Regions from separate parts of the Homo sapiens genome. Here region 2 is linked to region 1. A link is a loop called in an ENCODE intact Hi-C map of the cell type or tissue named here. Cell type or tissue: HCT116. All regions are shown on one strand. Links, peaks and the distances in the headings refer to the core of each region. The heading gives the core; the rest is flanking DNA. Region 1 overlaps NCL (nucleolin). Region 2 overlaps GCSIR (GPR55 cis regulatory suppressor of immune response RNA).

Region 1 (2,905 bases), core at 278-2,777:
TCCAGGGGATGGGGGTGGTGACAATCCAGTTCCAAGACCCTCATGCTCTAGAGAGGAAGGTGGCCAGCCAGGGTTGTAACTACGATGAAAAAGCAGTGGGAGGGTCTCCTATGAGGCAAGCCTAAGGACAAAAAGGAAGGCCTTGCAGCCTGTATTCTGGATAAGGAATTAAAAGCTCAGTTAATTGAAGCCCATCAGGCGTGTTGTGGATTAGGTCTGTTAGCTCTTAAATTGCAGCAAAACACATAGTATGAACATAAGTATGAATTTATCTCCAGTGGCTTTCAAGAAAGATCCCGTGAGGCCGGGCACCGTGGGTCATACCTGTAATCCCAACACCTTGGGAAGCCTGGGTGTGGAGATGGCTTGAGACCAGCCTAGACAACAGTGAGACTCCCATCTCTACAAGAAAAATTAGGTGGCCGTGATGGCATAAGCCTGCAGTTCTCAGGAAGCTGAGGTGGGAGGATTGCTTGAGCCCGACACTGCACTCCAGCCTGGGTGACAAACAGCTTGAAAAACCTTGTGACTTGGTGTCTAGGTCTTCTGGAATCTATGAAATGATGCCTCCAGGGCTCTCCTCGGTTCCCTGCAGCCTTCATCCAGGTGAGAATGTGCTGCAGCTGGTTTCTTTGGGAGGCCTGTGGGTTAAAGTAAGCGATAGTCTATATGCCGTGTGGCCATCTACGAATAAGGGCTGGGATTGCTGGTGGCTCTGGTGCAGCACAGTCACTGCTTTTTCCATACTTGGAGAGCCTATGGGAGTGCGATTTTGATAGGGCTTGAATTGCAGGAAGAGCCCATGGCTCCCAAGGTGGGGCTTGCATTTCTATCAAGTAGCTGTTAATAATGGGGCAGTTGCTGGGCAACTGTGTGCTCAGCAGCTGGGCTTTTCCCTCAGCCCCTCTACTAACCTGCTGTGAGGCAAGACAAGGGCAGGACACTAACGTTCCTGTCTCCTGATTCTTTTTCTTTACCATTCCTTAAGAGAAGGAAAGCAGAGACGGTCCAGTCCTGTGATTTCTCAGTGCTTGTTCTAATCATATGTGCTGATTTCCTGTTGAATGAAGATGAAGGCCGGGTGCGGTGGCTCAGGCCTGTAAGCCCAGCACTTTGGGAGGCCAAGGTGGGTGGATCACCTGAGGTTTGGAGTTTGAGACCAGCCTGGCCAACATGGTGAAACCCCATCTCTACTAAAAATACAAAAATTAGCTGGGCATGGTAAGTGGGCGCCTGTAATCCCAGCTACTTGAGAGGCTGAGGCAGGAGAATTGCTTGAACCCAGGAGGCAGAGGCTGCAGTGAGCCGAGATCGCGCCATCGCACTCCAGCCTGGGCGACAACACTGTCTCAAAAAAAAAAAAAAAAAAAAAGATGTAAGGTGGGTTACCCTGCAGGGCCAGAAAGAGACATTGAGGCTTGCGATTAGGGACTGAAGTCAAATTCCCAGTCTTCCCTAGTACCTGTCTCTAGTTTCTGATTTGGAGGTGTTTGGAGCCATTTTAGAAAAGTGATAGTTTTCTTCTGCAAATGGTTGTCGCCACATTTGTCATGTTTCCAGCAGGTGGCAGCATAAGTCCACAAGGATGTGGAAACCTCTGCCGGAGGGAGGCCTGGTGATGAGCTGATGGCAGGCCTTCTAACTCCAAACTCAGCCTCAGATTCCAGACCAGTGGATAGGCCCAGGGAGTCTCCCACCTTGAGTGATGCTGCACAACCCCTGCAAAAGGGGTTTCCAATTGGATCCTACAGCTAAGATTATTTGGAAGCATGTCCTGTGCCCTTTCTCTGAGAGTTACCCCGTTATCTTTGTGTGTCTCACTGTCTCTCATCAGGCTTAAAAAAAATACCAAAGCTTTTCTCACCCCAAAAGACTGTCTCCTGACCTGCCACCTCACACAGTTGTCTCTTCCCTTCATTGCCAAACTTTCAGGATGAGCATACTCTAGCCTTCTCGAAGTGTGGCTTCTGTCCCCCTTCCCCCAGGTGCCAAAGCCAGGAGTCAGCCTTCCCTAGGTTCACCTACTTCCCTGCAGCATCTAACAGACTATCCCTCCTTCCTGCCGAAACTACTCCTCCACCGCTAAGAATTTAGGCAGTAGGGCCAGGCATGGTGGCTCACGCCTGTAATCCCAGCACTTTGGGAGGCCAAGGTGGGTGGATGACCTGAAGTCAGGAGTTCGAGACCAGCCTGACCAACATGGCAAAACCCTGTCTCTACTAAAAATACAAAAATTAGCCAGGTGTGGTGGCAGGCGCCAATAATCTCAGCTACTCCAGAGGCTGAGGCATGAGAATCACTTGAACCTAGGAGGTTGAAGTAAGCCGAGATTGTGCCACTGCACTCCAGCCTGGGCAACAGAGCAAGACTCTGTCTCAAAAAAAAAAAAAAAAAAAAGGGGGCCGGGTGCAGTGGCTCACGCCTGTAATCCCAGCACTTTGGGAGTCCGAGGCGGGCGAATCACGAGGTCAGGAGATGGAGACCATCCTGGCTAACACGGTGAAACCCCATCTCTACTAAAAATACAAAAAATTAGCTGGGCGTGGTGGCGGGCGCCTGTAGTCCCAGCTGCTTGGGAGGCTAAGGCAGGAGAATGGCGTGAACCCAGGAGGCGGAGCTTGCAGTGAGCTGAGATCGCGCCACTGCACTCTAGCCTGGGAGGCAGACAGAGCGAGACTCTATTTCAAAAAAAAAAAAAAAAAAAAAAAAAGGGAATTTAGGCAGTGACCTAGCACTGTGGGAGGCTGAGGTGGGAAGACAGCATGAGCTCAGGAGTTAGAGACCAGTCTGAGCAACATAGCCGGACACGTGTCTCTACCAAAAAAAAAAAAAGAAAAAAAGAACTTAGACACACTAAGGGTTGAAGTGGAGAGGAAGGAAAAGAACAAATCCTCAAGGATTGCAG
Region 2 (2,905 bases), core at 212-2,711, 550 kb after region 1:
CCTGGCTAATTTTTGTATTTTTTGTAAAGACAGGGTCTCGCCATGTTGCCTGGGCTGGTCTTGAACTCCTGGGCTGAAGCAATCTACCTGCCTTGGCCTCGCAAAATGTTGGGATTACAGGCGTGAGCCACAATGCCCAGCAGGCCATGGGGTCTTAATTCATCTCGTGCCATCGATCCTCCTGCAGTCAGGAGGAAGCCTGTGGACCTTCCCCAGAAGGGCAGTTTCACATGCATCAAGTAAAAATGCATGGAATTAGAGAGGAAACCAGATATATGGAAATGTAGTCACCAACGTAGCAATATATGTTTCTTTAGGCACTGGATAACAAGATCTAGTGATGGGTTTAATGATTATCATAATTTTGAATTTATGATGAACTGAGAAGTTATTTTGAATTATCTGCAGCAACTGTAGTGGGATATGAGAGTATCTGTGATGTCTATTGGTGACAAGTCCCAGGAACCACACCATCTATCGTACTGTGGTGTGATGTCTACGTGCGTAATGGAAGGAAATGCTACCTTCAGTTAGTGATTAGTGAAAATAGCATGTAATGTTTTCCCTCAGCAAGTTCATGACACCCGTGAATTCTACTCCTGATCCCCAGGTTGAGAACTTTTGGGTTAGGCAGAGACATAAGGAACCTGGGCACAGGTGTTCTTCCTCTGGTGAAGGATCATTTGTGTGCCCGCTTTGTTATGCAAATGTGAGCCCCCAGGGTCCCATCCTCTTCCTCTTGGGGTTTGGGCTGACCCAGGACCTTTGTTTGTGGGGCTTAGAGAAGCTGGCCGGCCCTCTTTGTATGCCGCACTATAGGAAGCAGAGTCCCAGGGCCCTCTGAAAGCAAAGACACCCATATCCCAGTCCCCAATCTCAGAGATGCAAAGTCAGGGATACCTGTCTAGGAGTTGTAGGGCAATCCAAGAATCAGTGGCAGGGGCAAGCAATGAGGCCCCCAAAATAAATCACCTTGTGTTAAGGGGGATCTCAACTGATAACACTGTTCTGGCCAGCATGGAACGTGGCTGATACTGGACACCCCTTCAAACCCAGCCGCCCTGCCCCAGGAGCTATGCTTTGGGAAGGGATGGCCGAGTGTGAAATGATAACTAAGAAGAGTCTTAAGCCTGAACCTCAACCACCAAGGGCATCCCAGCGTCTGGGGCAGCAGCGTCCCTCCTTGAGACACCAAGCTGCAACAGTGTCACCTTGTGACAGCTTGGAGAAACAGCAGCAGGGGCTGATGGAACCCTGGCTCTCCTCCCTCAGGTGTGGAAGCAAAGGAGGTCCCTGGGGTCTTTGAGTAATTTGGGGGCAAGTCTTCTGCCTAAAAGACCCATAGGGAAAAATAAATTAAGCAATAAAAGAAATTTGACCATTTTGTAATCTAAGTTGGTGAAGTAGGTCATACCAGTTTCACCATCATCATCGTCTTATATGATATTTTATTACTATTACTGCCTCCTGGCATGTATCTATGTAGTAAGTTCCACTATCAGAGGATGACCTTACCTACCTTTATGGTTTTGTTTTTGTTTTTGTTTTGTTTTTGAGACAGAGTCTTGCTCTGTTGCCCAGGTTGGAGAGCAGTGGTGCTATCTCAGCTCATGGCAACCTCCGCCTCTCGGGTTCAAGTGATTCTCCTGCCTCAGCCTCCCGAGTAGCTGGGACTACAGGCACCTGCCACCATGCCTGACTAATATTTTGTATTTTTAGTAGAGATGGAGTTTCACCCTGTTGGCCAGGCTGGGCTCAAACTCCTGGGCTCGAGTGATCCTCCCGCCTCAGCCTCCCAAAATGCTGGGACTACGGGTGTGAACCACTGCATCCGGCTCCCTAACCTTATGTTATAAAAGTTCTCATGAAAGTACTTGGGGTCACCTAATTGTCACCCCATCAAGCATCTCCAAGGCCCAACCACTCCCAGCAGATTCTGCCTTTGACACGATTGTGAGTCCTTTTCCCAATTCCTAATCCCCTCCTGTGGTATCCCCTGTCCCCACCACTGCAAACTACCACCCTTCTTCCAGCTTGCAGCCATCTCTCTCCTCCTGCTCTTCATCACCTGCTCTTAGGGGTCAGTTGCCTCTGGTATAACTTCTTGGCCAGGGTTGTTCCTCCAAGGACTATATACATTGAAACTGGGAGCAAAGCTGTAGTTCAAACCAAGAGAGAAACGCTTTTATAAATACTGTATCTCCAGTGACTCTGAAATTGCGGCAAACAGGCTGCACAGGTGGGGTCCAGCACCGACTTCCCAAGGCTGCACTGCATCTGAAACCAACCAAACCAGGTGAGGGGGTGGCATAAGGGAAGGAGCACTCCCTTGGCAGGATGGGGCTGGGGGGTGTTTCTGGTTGCTGTGCATTACCATCCATCTCCGTCACCCCTGGCCTTCAGGGAAGTCTCCCACCAGTTCTCCCTGGAGTCAGCTGTCCTTTATTGGAGAAAGAAAGGGGGAATGTGCTCCCTGTGGGCTCAGATACACGTGGAGGACAGTTCCTGTAGGACTCAGGGCTCAGAGGAGAATTTGGCAGTTTCTACGACTATGATGGGAGATGCTAGGGTTCCCACTGAATGTGGGATAAAATCACAAGCCCTTCTGCTTGGAGATTTAAAAAGGGGGGGTGACCCCATAAAGCTGGAGGAGTTGGGGCTAGAAACAGGTCTGTAACAAGACCTTGGCTTGAAGGGAACTATTGTGCAGACGTGGAAGCTGAGGCCCATGGGGGCATGAGCAGCACCAGCTCTCTGATGCCCTTGTAAGTGATTTTTGCATGGCACCCCATGCTAACACCCACTCTGGGTCTCTGTGTCCTGGCCCACCGTACCCACTCCAAAATCCTCTCAGGGCTCTTCAAAGATCCTGAGCCATCAAGGGGCGACCCATCTGCTCCCCAGT

What was found. Hi-C counts contacts between places; a loop is a spot of excess contacts. Peaks named below come from ENCODE experiments on the same cell type or tissue, not always from the same donor. Only the 100,000 strongest peaks of a DNase experiment are listed, where the experiment ranks them.
Region 2: it touches region 1 in a loop (9-fold over the local background); 2 of 110 quality-filtered maps call a loop at or near these places.

The regions. Positions count from the first base shown.
Region 1 is chr2:231,450,820-231,453,724 of GRCh38, reverse strand. NCL (nucleolin) reads left to right here. Exons shown (of 14, transcript NM_005381.3): 14 at 1-194. Among named protein-coding and RNA genes, the nearest start is that of SNORA75, 3.7 kb to the left of the region's middle. RefSeq lists enhancers at 794-1,023, 1,433-1,727. In HCT116, for the core only: a CTCF peak has its summit at 1,562 (motif pointing right); a DNase peak (open chromatin) is centred at 1,544; H3K27ac peaks cover 847 bases.
Region 2 is chr2:230,900,631-230,903,535 of GRCh38, reverse strand. All of the region lies in intron 3 of GCSIR (GPR55 cis regulatory suppressor of immune response RNA), which reads right to left. Among named protein-coding and RNA genes, the nearest start is that of GCSIR, 16 kb to the right of the region's middle. RefSeq lists silencers at 999-1,058, 1,129-1,208. In HCT116, for the core only: a CTCF peak has its summit at 1,216; a DNase peak (open chromatin) is centred at 1,195; H3K27me3 peaks cover 1,233 bases.